Regions from separate parts of the Homo sapiens genome. Here region 2 is linked to region 1. The links are chromatin contacts, found by Hi-C or POLR2A ChIA-PET in ENCODE. All regions are on one chromosome and are shown on one strand. Each heading gives the region's core, a stretch centred on a gene start or an enhancer-like site at or near the end of the contact. The rest is flanking DNA. Distances are from core to core; before and after follow the strand shown. Region 1 has its middle 38 kb from the start of ANKRD55. Region 2 overlaps C5orf67 (chromosome 5 putative open reading frame 67).

Evidence for each region. A loop is a pair of places that touch in the nucleus more often than their neighbours do. ChIA-PET counts read pairs that join two places held with the same protein, here RNA polymerase II (POLR2A). Pooled maps may share reads with other maps.
Region 2: a map of mammary epithelial cell shows a loop between it and region 1 (4-fold over the local background). The contact joins two enhancer-like sites. A Hi-C loop is called at or near these places in 1 of 168 maps with a recorded cell type or tissue (mammary epithelial cell), 1 of 37 single-sample maps with no recorded cell type and 5 of 50 pooled maps. POLR2A ChIA-PET finds 5 or more read pairs at or near these places in 1 of 52 experiments (activated T-cell).

Annotation. Positions count from the first base shown.
Region 1 is chr5:56,268,014-56,274,965 of GRCh38, reverse strand. No RefSeq gene overlaps it. Among named protein-coding and RNA genes, the nearest start is that of ANKRD55, 38 kb to the right of the region's middle. Within about 2 kb of position 4,270, at least 5 of the 41 ENCODE cell types and tissues checked have a DNase peak (open chromatin) inside an H3K27ac peak, as active enhancers do.
Region 2 is chr5:56,520,747-56,527,698 of GRCh38, reverse strand. The region is part of intron 4 of C5orf67 (chromosome 5 putative open reading frame 67); the gene reads left to right. Among named protein-coding and RNA genes, the nearest start is that of LINC01948, 42 kb to the right of the region's middle. Within about 2 kb of position 4,563, at least 7 of the 41 ENCODE cell types and tissues checked have a DNase peak (open chromatin) inside an H3K27ac peak, as active enhancers do.

The DNA.
Region 1 (6,952 bases), core at 3,021-5,520:
TCAGAGATTTCAAAGGAAGATGAAAATTTGACTTGAGAAGGATTTTTTACCTTTCCAAGGTTTCATCTGACAGAGCAAGCCACTTGGACACAAAATGAGTTTATAAGAGCAGCAAACAGAACCAAACCTGAAAGCATCGCCAGTCTCTGTGTTGGGTCCATTTGAGCACCTTGATGCCAACTCTTTAAGCCTGGGTGGGAGGCAAGACTACCTAGAGTTTCTTTACTTTTTAAGTATGTGCAATCTGATGACCTCTTCTCTCTCATCAGGTTCAGCTTTGTCTGACCAGTACCTAAGGCAAATGTTGGCCTCACAAACTTTTCCAAACACCAAGCATTTAATAAGAGTATCAACTCTGGCTCATGCAAAAGTGAATGACTAGTAGAAATAATGGGGACAGAAACAGAGGTGTTCTTGTCATCCGATCATCCCTTTTCCTGGAAAATTTGAATATTTTCCATAAAATTATTATACAGTTATTCACTTTAAAGCTGTTCTCAAATGTCCATAGAGGCTCAGTCATGAACGGATATTCATTGAGGCTTCACACTGTCTGGGCATGTCAGGAACCATCCATGTAATAAATAGACATGAGCACACATCTATGAAAACTTAGCTGGTTACTCAAGACAGTGTGTCCAAGCATAACCTGGAAATTCGTCCCATGAGGACTCAGAAGCAGGAAAGAAAATGTCACTGTTAACTGATGTGCACAGAAAAGGCTTCATTGATGGAAGAAGAATAGAACTCAGGCAGAGAAGAGGAAAGAAGGGCCTCTGGGTGGGAAGGCACCCAGAGCAAAGGCACCCAGGTGGGAATGCGTATGCATACTAGGATGCAGAATTCTCTCCATTATACCTAAGGGTCAAGGAGGTGGGAGCAATGTAAGAACCGAAAAATGTTTTCAGATGTAGAATTAGCATATATAAAGGAATAAGATTTTTTTCTGATTTATAAAAATATTCCTGAAGTTATTCTAAAATTAAGCAACATTTAGTTTAAGATCTAACGAATCACTCTTTTAGAGAAGAAAATAATTATATGAGAAAAGAATCCTCTCCCCTCATTGTATGAGCTGTTAATTCTCCATTGTTCTCTGCGTGTTGGTTATTTATCTATTGTCTCTTGGATCCAAGCCCACCTTTCTATACTCTGCTCTTGGATATGGTAAGCCATCTGGTTCATTTCCCCTTAGATGCTGCCGGCAGAAGCCTTAGAGTGTGACTGGAGGTTGGGAGGAAGGAAAGGGACCCTCCTTCCTGGTCTTTGCACTTTCTGGGAGTGTCTCTCCAGCAGCAGTATTGCTCCAGCAGCATAGTTGGCTCCAGCTTTCAGTAGCCCCAGAACCAGCCTCCCATTCCCCCTGGCAGGCACTAGCAACAGCCAGGCGATGCCCATCTCCAGGGGGTTGAGCTCAGTCAATGGGTCCGCCTCTGAGCCACTTGGTTCTGCTAACTCTACCTCTTGACTGTTGTTTCCCCAGGCCTAGAGTATGTAACTGATTTGTCAAATTAATTTTATTTTTTTAAAGATAAGTTCATGTAACATAAAATTCACTGTTTGAAAGTGTACAATTCAGTGATTATTAGTAAATTCATAATGTTGTGCAACCATTACCATGATCTAATTCTACTATGTCTTCATCACTCCAAAAAGAAACCCTGTATCTCCCAGTTACCACCAATTACCTTTTTTTACTTTGCAGTCAACAAGTGTTTCCTGGAGAGATACCCCTAGACTGTGTAAACATCCCATTCTTTACTCAACTTTCACCTTCCAGCTTTCAAATCTATTGATGCATTTTGCCTAAAATAATTACTATGGTTCTCAAATTGCTCTAAGTCCTTAATTTTTTCAGCATTCATTAGCTGGCATTCTACTTTAGGAAAGAGCATTCTCTTTCCATTTATGTGTTCATTTGCTTGTTATATCAGGACAGACTCATGGATATCTATTTTAATCAATGGGATATAATCTAATACTGTGGTTACTTGGACACACAAATCATCCCAGATTGGGCCAGCTGGCACCCCTTCCGGCTGTCCCATGTCCTCTATGTTGCCATCATTATTTGATTACTTTCTTACCTTCTGGCACAACAAGATATTTTAAACTTGGCATATTTTTCCTGGTCCACCTGTGAGATCGGCCATTTCTCCAAGGAATTCTGGTCCATATTCATGGAAAAATAGTATAATATTTAGAAACTAAATTCTAGGTAGGATCTTTGTTATTGGATTTCACTACTCCCAAGCTCTCTCTAGTACAAAGCTAGGAAATGTATGTATTTGTGTACATGTGTGAATGTGTATACATACGCACACATGAAGATATAAAGTGTATGCACAGACTCACAGAAATGTATATCAACGTTTTGTTTCTTTATCCAACCCCACATAGTGCAAACTCTAAATTTACACCAAAACTTCTCATCCTAATCCCATAGACCACAGCGTTCATTCTAGCTTTCTTCTTTCCTATGTTTATTACTCTTTTCTTGCAGTGAGAAACCTGGCTCCCACCGCCTCATTATAATGACTTATTTCCTCAGCCCTCCTGCCCACTGCTTTTACTCCATCTCCCAAGCCCAGAGAGCTAGCACCCCCATTTAGCCATCTTCCTTGCATGGCCAGAAACCCCATGGGGCCGATAATCTATCTGAAAACATTTCATTAATGATAAAAATATATATTGTGATCTAATGACTTAAACCTATTTCCTTTGCAGAAAGTGTTGCAAATGTTATAATACAGCAAACTCCTTGAATGTGTGTGTCTTCCAGTAATTTTGATAGACTGGCCAGGGTGAAAGTTAATCCATGAATGTGATAGAGTGTTTTCTCTGAGAAAAGCTAACTTTATGCCTTTAAATCCATGAGTTGTACATGAACATGACATGAGCAAACATGTATTGTTCAATGGTTCCTGGTGGCCACTGTTTTTATTCTGGATTTTTGCTTCATAAAAACGATAAATCTGATGTTACAAGCTTTCTAAGAAAGCTCACATTTTTCCTAAGGCTCAAAATTGAAAGGAAAAAGATGTTGCATGGCTTCATGAGCCACTTAGTACTGCAATTCAACTGTTAAAAATTACAAACAAAAATTTTATTTAATTTCTTGCTTGCCCTTAATAGGAAAGGCATCTTTAAAGGATTGTTGACTATAGTTTCTGGAATGGTTCATACTGGAAGATCCTCTCAGCTAATCAAACACTGCTCCTTTTTCTTTTCACTAGATGCATTGTGGCCTGAACATGAACATACATGAGGCTAAGTAATTTTTTTTTTTTTTTTTGAGACAGGGTCTTGCTCTGTCACTCAGGCTGGAGTGCAGTGGCACAATCATGGCTCACTGCAACCTCAAGGGCTCAAGTGATCTTCCTGCCTCAGCCTCCCTAGTAGCCGGTGTGTGCCACCACACCCAGCCAATTTTTTTGTAGAGATGGGGTCCCACTATGTTGCCCAGACTGGTCTCAAACTCCTGGGCTCAAGTGATCCTCCCACCTCACTCTCCCAAACTGTTGGGATTATAGGCATGAGCCACCAGGCCTGACCAGCAATTTATACCTTCTCTGACTCTTAAACCTGCCCTGGGGCCATTGGTGTACTCATTGTATTTAACAACCAGCTTTCTGGGGTGCTGCAGGGAGAGGGGTAGTCCTGATTTGCAGTAAATGGCCATTTTTGTAGCATAAATACTCCCACCATGGCCAACATCAAGCTACCAACATGACATCACTTAACTAGGGGCAGGGAAGAGATTACACAACTGGCTCTCATGAGCTTGTGTGAGCCACCTCCAGCCCGGATGCCCGTGTGTACCTATAAACCAACCAGAACCACCCACCCACTTAAGCATTGTCTCCAAACTGCCAGTGACTTAAAAAAAGTTCTGTACCCTAGAGAGATAAGGGTTCAGGAAACAGGCTATAGTCCTTGATTTTGGGTGTTCACATGCTTAACTCAGAGAGATGACTGTCCTGTATCCATGATCAACAGAGAGGTTTTTGCTGGGAACAAGAGAAACGGGAAGAGAATAAGTGAAAGAAAAAATAAAATCAGCAAACTGTCTTGAAGTCAAAAGTGCGCTTGTGGTAAAGCATATGAGATCAACCACCTCCTATGTTTTCACAGTTCTGCTCTGCCTGGAGGGAAGTACCAGCTCCAAAGGAGGTCCAGCTGGTCTCCTGTGCGCAGGATTTGCAGGCTGAGGGTTAAAGGCGCTCTAAGCCATGGAGCACCTCTGACCCCCACTGGCTGCTGTCATGCATTGCACCTCAGGGATGGCCAAGGCCCCTCAGTACATTGCCCTTTCCTAAACACAAGTGACCAGTTTCTCCTTTGCTGTATTGTCAGGACTTTCCACCAAGTGCCATCTATTTCTCATCCATCTCCTTTGAAATATTTTCACTCTTTATCTACTTCTCTGGGCTGGTAGATATTTCTAAGTCATTGTATAGTGCATGGATTTTATTTTCATTTTCGTTTGATCAGAAAATGAGTCGAGAAGATATGACATTGTTGCATATGTGGTTGATTTTCATTTCTCTTTTTCTCATCCTTTTGGTGACAAACACCAGGAGCTGCTTCTTTTTGTATAAGAAGTCCTTCAGCACCTATACTGGTCATCATCTGAAGCGCATACTCTCTTGCGGTCCCTTTGATAGAGCAAGAGCACCACCCACAGCAACAAAACATGCCCTGAGTCTCTGGAGGGAGCCTGGACAGTTAATGAAACCCAGGGCCAATGGACCACAAAGCCCAGTCCGTAATCAGAGTGCTGCATCAATTGCGCACACTCAAGTGTCTGATTCCATCGGTTCAGTTTGGTATCTGTATGGCGTCTGTCTATTTGTATGATACCTTGGTAATCTGACTCATGAATTAGACCAGACCAAAGCAACCTGGGGGAAAGGCGGAGTATTTGTGGGTAAGGAACATGCCTTCCAGCCTTGTTCTAAAAACCAAACATTAGTTGTACATTCCAGTTATTCCTCAAAGGAATTATTTTTTTCCAGTACCCTGTATTAAATTAATTTTGATTTTGCACCTAGTCTCACTGCTTTAGATCATAACCTGAGTGTGACTTCCCTTTGCTGAGCAGGAAAAGTCTTGCCTCTCTACATCTCTATGTATCACTTTCAAATACAAAATTCTGGGTTTCTTATTCTAAAGAACTGCTTTCTGCTCTTGTTTCTCATGGCCAGCAGAGGGACTCCAGAGAAACCCTCAGACAGAGCGTGGGATTAGGCCACTTTGTGGTGGTGAAAGTTCCCCCAGCTCTCTAGAGAAGTGACATTTAACCCTAGGGTTTCCCAGCACACATACAAAAGGTTTGAGAAATAGAGCCAGGTCTCTCAGGACCACAGGTAACAATAATCTTTACCTGAGGCTGAGAAGAGCTTTGTAATCACATCCACCCCTGGCAGAGAGAAAGAAAGCAGGTTAGCACTTAAAAAAAAAAAAAAAAAAAAAGAATTGTGAAAACTGAAGGAGAAAACAACCAGAACCGTGGACGCGAGCCATTATTCCTCGTTGACGTCACAGCCCTCCAGAGCTGCAGAGAGGGGATATTTGGGAGACTAGGGACCAACTCAATTTTATTATGTTTTGTTGGCTGATAAACTTCACAAATGTCCTAGTCATCACTGAAATTATTTAGTCACTTGTCACACTTTTCTCCTTTATTTCCCAATGTTATAGACAATGAGCAAATTGTATAGGAAATAAACTGTTTGTTTTGCAACAGATGCTGGAGAGCATGTGGAGAAATAGGAATGCTTTTACACTGTTGGTGGGAGTGTAATTTAGTTCAACCACTGTGGAAGACAGTGTGGTGATTCCTCAAGGATCTAGAACCAGAAATACCATTTGACCCAGTAATCCCGTTACTGGGTATATACCCAAAGGATTATAAATCATTCTACTATGAAGACACATGCATGCGTATGTTTATTGCAGCCCTACTCACAATAGCAAAGTCTTGGAACCAACCCAAATGCCCATCAATGATAGACTGGATAAAGAATGGATAGAATGGACATAGACACCATGGAATACTATGCAGCCATAAAAAAGGATGAGTTCATGTCCTTTGCAGGGACATGGATGAAGCTGGAAACCATCATTCTCAGGAAACTAACACAGGAACAGAAAACCAAACACTTTCATGTTCTCACTCATAAGTGGGAGTTGAACAATGAGAACACATGGACACAGGGAGGGGAACATAACATACTGGAGCCTGTTGCGGGGGGTGGGGGACTAGGGGAGGGATAGCATTAGGACAAATACCTAATGTAGATGACAGGCTGATGGGTGTAGCAAACCACCATGGCACGTGTGTACCTATGTAACAAACCTGCACATTCTACACATGTACCCCAGAACTTACAGTAAAAAAAAATAAACTTTAAAAAGGATATGAACTCTTTGTTTTAATAAAATGTATATTATAATCAGGCACAGTGGCCCACACCTATAACCTTAGCTCTTTGGGAGGCTGAGGCAGGCAAATCACTTGAGCTCAGGAGTTTGAGACCAGCCTGGACAACACGGCAAAACCCCATCTCTAAAAAGAACAATTACACAAATTAGCCAAGTGTGATGGGTGTGGTGGTGCATGCCTGTAGTCCCAGCTACATGGAAGGCTGAGGTGCAAGGGTCATTTGAGCCCAGGAGGTCGAGGCTGCAGTTAGCCGAGATCACACCACTGCACTCCAGCCTGGGCAACAACGAGACCCTGTCTCAAAAAATTAAATAAAATGTATATTACAGTCAGACAGGCTACTCTGTGAATTCTGAATGGGCCACTGTCTCTAATCAGAAAGCTTTGTAGATATTCTTGGCACATGGCAATGGCATCCTCAATCAGTGTCTATGTGGCTTTACTAAAAATTAACCAAAGATCGGTTTTATTTCTTAATACTAGACAAGACTGATCAAGCAATAA
Region 2 (6,952 bases), core at 3,314-5,813, 250 kb before region 1:
AAAAATTAAGGATTTCTGAGCTTTATCCCTGAGTTTCTTCTCATTCAGTAAGTCTGGGTTGGGGTCTGGGAGGACACATTTTTTAACAAATATCCAAGGGAACTCTAACATCAGAAATGACCTCTGGGATAGGTGCTGTGGCTCCCTGCCTGCCTGTAGCCCTGTTCTGCTCTGAGAGAGACTGCCTTCCTGCTCTGCAATCTGCCCCACCCCAGCTAATGGCTCATCTCTTAGGACGTCCCTTTACCTACCCTAAGCAGAAAAGTTCTATGACAGGCCCTCAGGAGGATGTAGTCCTGAGGAGGTGACTGGGGAGTGGCCAGGAAGTGCTTCTTGGGAAGGTGGCATCATTCTTGATTAGATTATTCATCCCAGGTCCTGAGAAATAGCTTTCGTGGTAGCAGAGGAAGTGAACCAGCCATGCAGCCAGGTGCCAAGGAGCAGCCAGAGGTGGGGAGTGTGAGCCGACCCTGCCTTGCCCAGCCCTGCCCAGCCCTGCCCTTACTGCGCTCCTGTGGTTCCAGGCCCTAAAACTGCAGCCTGGAATGCCACAGTGTCTGTCCCATAGCAAACTGCTCTCTCCTGGCCTCCCCACTCTTTTTCAATCAAATATTATTCTATTTTTAACATAGGTTCTGAAAACAATGCCCTCATCCAAAGGACCTGCAAATGTTAAGCACTGTGGAAAAAAAATCGTACAAATCACGTTGATCCCAAACCCAACCTATTCTTGTCTAACATTAAGGCCTCACATTCATTTGCTAATTACTTATTGTATTCATAATAATATTACTGTGTTGAATCCTGGCTGTGCCAGTAGTTGCATGGTTTTGGGCAACTCATCTAACCTCCCTGAGATTATTTCATCAACTGTCAGGGAGGGATAGTTGTACTTACTTCAAGGGCTGACGTGAAGACTGAGAGAGATAATGTACCTAAAACACATAATCTAGTACCTCAATCAATGACAGATGCTATTACTAACAATCATTTCATCTGGGAATGAGATCCAATCAGGTAAATTAGGAAGGTTCAGTTTCTAAAGTACCTTTAGAGCTAGTTGAAGTAAAGGGGGATCTTCTCCCATCTTGCAATAATTTTCTGGAGGCTGGGTGTGAAATCAGAAAATTTATCTGAAACTTGAAAATAAGCGAAAGAGGTTACCAGGGACTTAGTGCTAGGTTGACGTTCTATTGTTTGAGCTACCTTACAGCTCTAGAGATCCAGTTCTTAACAGGCAGATTTTATCTGCTGGAGGTGCAAATAATTTCTGTCCCTTAGAAAAGATAACCCAAAAGTTATCTTACAGTTTATGGCTCTGTTGGATATTGACCAGCTTTGTGCTTGACCTGGCAATCTTATCCTAACGTTGCCTCTAAATACGTAGCTTCTCAAATGCTCTTCGACCAGTGTTAATTGGATAAAGTATTTGACACACATTCGTTTTATATTTATATGAGAATCATGATTTCACCTTTTTGAAAGCATCTGCTTATATGCAGTTTGTCCAGAGCTTGACTTCTTGGAAATATCAGTTTTAAGGGAGGTCTGATCTGGGTTCCACGTTACAAGTGTTTTTCATGTTGGAACATGCACAGGATAAAAAAAGGGCAGAGGTAGGTAGAGATAGGAGTATTTGTACATTGATTGTAAGTTATAATTTTATCTCTCACTTCTTTCTTTGGTGCCAAAGGACTGCATTCATATTGTAATGATAGCAATTATCATGTACACCATAGTTAGATATTTATGTGTCTACCTCTTCATTAAATAGTGAGCTCTCCGAGGAAAGCAATTGTCTCATGCATCTTTGTATTCCCAGCACCTAGCACAGAAGTCAGCACTTGGAAGCAAATAAACACCTAATTGAAATGGACAAAGCTGTCTAGGTCCTTGCTACTCCAAATGCAATTGTGGACCATAAGCACCCACATCAGCTGGGAGCAGTCAGAAGGCAGAATCATAGGCCCACTCCCGGCTCACTGAGTCGGGATTATCATTTCAGCAAGATCCTCAGGTGATTCTGCACACTGTTCTAGCCGATTGTCAGTTTGGGGGCAGTGGCTCTGCTATTAGGGAGAAATGAGATTTGAGTAAAGAAAGTTGTAAAGTGATTGTCCCCAGTTTTACATCAATTCAGCTATGATTGCAAAATTGAGATCATTGCCTCAAGCATATTGTTGCTGAGATCAAAGTGGGATAGATTGTGCATCTCACAGTAGAATACCAGTTGGTTGATAAAAGCTGTGACTTTTGGAGGGCAGAGCCATTAAGTTTGGTTTGGCAGGAGGAGTGTTATGTTCTTTGAGTACAGCTCTACAACCAAAGGCCCCTCTGCCCTGCTCGATTCCAAGTTGAGCCCGCGAGCCTTTACTCACTAGGAGTGTCTGACTCAACTTCTGTTGGCTCCAAGCCCAAACCAAATGAAGGCTCAGGTTGTCCCTTTGTGGAATCATGATGGTTTAATCATAAATGTGAAATCTCTATTTGTCACATCAAGGTTTAAGTTGTCAGGGATATTTGCCCAATATCCCTAAGGAAAGCCAAAGACAAAGGAAGAAAAACCAGCAGAAACTTTTGGGAGTGTCTCAGATATAACATCTTGACAAGGAGAGGTGGTTATTAACTGGCTGAAATAAGTGATACCTTGCAGATAAGAATGTAGAGTTACAGAACAGGGATCTTCCAAAATATCTGCAAAGAAATTAAAAAATTGAAGAATAATAAGAAATTGACTTTTTTTTCTTTTTGTCTGAGCATGCTTCATTTCTTCCTAATAAATCCGCAAGCCTATCTGTAAAAGAGTGAGAGTTTTACTTACTCTCCCAACAAAGAGATTCGACAACTCAGCAACTCAGTAAGAATCAGGATAGCAGAGTCTGGAAGTTAGAGGAAGCCTAAATCATCTCATGCAGGGTCTGCAAGCCCAAATGCTTCCAGGCACCAAGAAGAGAAGCAAATGTGAGAAGCAGGCAGCTGGGTGATATTAGGGAACTAGGAAGTGAGTGCTTAGAAAAGTCATTCACATTCACATTTTTAAAACACCGCTAGGTGAATGAAACAATCTGTAAGCATAATTAGGTGCATTTATTTATATTTCAAAAACCCAAGACCCAGGGAAGGAAAATTTTCTGCCCACGTTCATACAATTCTAACTTACCCATAGTAATGAATATTCCAACTGTTTCAACTCCTGTTTACCCATTGAGGGGACATTTAGATTGTATTTATATACACAACTCTGTGTGTGTGTCTGTGTGTGATAAACCAAACAGGTTCGATTCTTATAACCGGTTGGAAATTATCCAGTTGCTAACAACAAAATGCAGTAACTCTAAACCACATAGTGGTGCAGTGAGAGAGTAAAAACAAATGAACAAAACCAGCCGTCTTTTCTATTCATCTGGCCCATATTTTTACAAGGCTATAAATAATTGCATTTAGGCTATAAATAATTGTCTTGGATGTTTTTGAAATTGTAATAAAAATCTGTATGTTTTAAGAGAAAGATTCCTGAGTTTAAAATTTTAATTGGTTGATTACTTAAAAAAGGGTGTGCGTTCCTCAGAGGAGGTGATAATTGGTGGCTCGACCATGATCTTGGCCAGTTGCTTTTCCCTAGTCCAAGCCAGGATGCACCACCAGACTTCCCTCAAACTTGAGTTTAGCAGAATGTGCAGGGATTGCTGTTTCTAGCTTCCTGCTCAGTTATATCTGGAGGCTGTTCCCTGTCAGCTTTTTTCAAGCCATGTCAGGCATTAGGAATTGCTTTCCTGTAAGAAGGCAGAGAAAGAGGCAAGCAAGCCAGCCACTTGAGAGGCCATTTGAGTCTGCCTCACACAGTAGCACCTGCATTCAGTGGACACAAGAATCCTCTATTTAGCATGCTTCTGTCTATACAATATGATTTTATTATTTCCCCTATGTCAGGTATTTTGTGTGAATTTTTAAAAATGTAATCCTCATAACAAATATATGTTAGTACAATCGACATCTTCATTTTACAGATGGGAAACTAAGGTTTATAGAGTTTAAATAACTTGCCTATGTGGTTGAGATTGGAACCCAGACCTGTCTCTCTTCACAGTCCAAGTTTTTAGGCACTAAGCTATACTCCCTATTCTAGGCCAAACATCTAAAGGCAAGCTTGATTTACATGGTCTTTGTTTGTTTGTTTGTTTGTTTCTATATCTTCTATCAAATTGGCCATTATCCATGGGTGACTCAAAACAGCATCTTTGACCAGGACTTTGACCTTCAAATGTGGAGGATGCTGACCTTTTTTTCTAGTTATTGGGGAGAGGCTGGGTGTGTTGTTCACCCAAGAACTGAGTGTTTTTAAAAAGTTTTAAGAGCTCCACTGGTGAGCCAGTAGAAGTAGGTGTTTTGCAGTACTGGTGTCTGAAAAGCAATTTTTCAAAAGGCAAATCCCATTGTTCTGTGGACTTCAGTTATAAAATCACAGCCACATTCCCACAGGCTAGAATGGAAAAGTCCAGTTCCTGAGTCACTGGGTTGAAAAGTTTTGGCAAGAATTGGCCAAGTGACCTGGCCTGGCCCAGGGAGGGCAGAACTCAGAAAGTTACACAATTGTCTCCTGACCCTGGAATCTCCTTTCCAGGGCAAACCCCATTCTTTTTCTTCCCCTTTCCCCTGCGTTTTATTAAACTTGTAAAGGCCTCCAACTACACTTTAGTAACTGTCAGCACTGCTTCCTATGATTCCATCTACCCTATTTACAAAGTTGAATAATGGAGCAAGGGCTGCAATAGCACAGTTTCATGTAGGAATAATCATCGAATGCAGGTTTATTCTAAAGGGAAAATTCCAGATTCCAGACTTAATGCCTTGTTTTATGACTCCTAGTAATTTCAAATACCTATATATCAAATCTGCCTGAAATATGTGTTTGAAGTAATGGAGAATTTAGAATGATGAATTAAAATTTGCCATTTTATTAATTGCATTCTGAGGCCATTTTCCTAAATGCAAGATTTGGGGAATTAATTCTAAGCATGATTTGGAGTTCCAGCCAATTCAAGAATAATCCAAGCAAAATAAAATAATGAAAACCCAAAGACTTTGATTATCTTTAAATTGGCCTATCATATCCTTATAATTTAATTTGAATGCTTTCACTCTCTTCCCCATCCCTTATCCCAGAACAACCAAATATACTTCTTTTTCAAAAAGGTAGGCAGTATACATTTTGTCCTTGTCTATTCTACCCGAGATGACAGTCATTATGATAAATGGACCACACACAGAACTGAATCTCTCCGTTGTGGCTAAGGTCTGCAGCATAAAATTGAGAGGACTATTGTGCAATGTATAAGGCACAGATTTCAAAGCCAAGAGACCTGGCTCTGAGCTACCTCTTACTAGCGTGTGCTCTTGGGGAACTGTTTTAAGGTCTGTGGGCCATTGTGTTCACATCCGTAAAGTGAGGACCACAGTGCCTGCTCACATGGTGATTATGTGGGTTAGGAACTGCTGGTACAAAGCAATCGCTCAATAATTACTAGTTTTAGGAGGACTTAAACAAATATAATGGTAATTCTCAAAGTTGAGGTGGGGGCACAATACAGGGAGACTCTTTTTTTTTTTTTTTTGAGATGGAGTTTCGCTCTTTCACCCAGGCTGGAGTGCAGTGGTGCGCTCTCGGTTCACTGCAATCTCTGCCTTCTGGTTTCAAGCGATCCTCCTGCCTCAGCCTCCCGAGTAGCTGGGATTACAGGCACCTGCCACCACGCCCGGCTAATTTTTGTATTTTTAGTACAGATGGAGTTTCACCATGTTGCCCAGGCTGGTCTTGAACTCCTGACCTCGTGATCTGCCTGCCTCGGCCTCCCAAAGTGCTGGGATTACAGGCATGAGCTGCCATGCCCTGCCCTGCAGGGAGACTTTAAAGAGTATTATTTGAGCCCCTCAGTGGGCACTTTTGTACCCCCTCCTCCATTATCTCTGTCACGTATACAGGGTAACTTGGTCCTGGTTCCTTTCTCCATTTCACCCTACTCCTAGGAGGTTCATATGGCGGGCTAGCTCAAGGCCATACATGATGGTGAAATAAAAGAGCTGAAGGGAATTTCCTTTAAATGGCAATATATTATCAAACGCCAGAATAAATGTGTTCACACTCTCTAAGGCACACACCCACAGATTCTCTCATAATGATGCAAATGACTAAAAATCATGTTAACTCAATATGCTTTCTGAAAGCATTTCCATTGCCAGTCTGTGGGAAGTCAGCATTCTGGCACTTGAACCCCCTCATAAGGGCTTGATTCTGAGGGGTACAGGAAGTTGTGAGTCTGACCAGAGGCAAGACAAAGCTCTTTAGGTGTCAGAGTGGGAGCCAGCCAGGGCTGCTGAGCCTGCCTTGCCTCATCTCAGAATTGGCATGACCTCTTGTAGGGAGGGCAAATGGTAGTTACCGAGACAGGGTGGGTGGGGTGTTATAAACCAATGCCAAGAGTTTCTAAAACCCCAAACAGTTGTCAAATAAGAATGACGAGCACCGCAAAATGCTGCCACCTTTCCCACCCACACGGAGCACGGCTGCCATGTCCCTGCAGAGCTCCTGGCAGAGCAGCCAACAGCCGCTCTGCGCCTCAGGCATGGCAGGCAGTGAAGCATTGTTCTCCCTTCTATTTCTTAGTGGCTGGATGCTTCCCTAGGTGAACCATAACAACAGAGCGGGCTGATGAGAACAAACTAAAATTACAAGTGACGTCTCTACAGCTGAAGGCAACATAGGCACAGCCCATAGAGGAGATAGATGAAGACAAAAATTTCTTTCTTGGGCTCACTCTTGCATCTCCCCAGTGACCAATGCTATCTGGGTTATGGGTTGAATGACCACACATTTAGTTAACTCTGATTGTGCCCTTTCAGTCTCAAAAAGTAATGATTTAGATAATAAATTACATAATCACCTTAGTTATGGTCA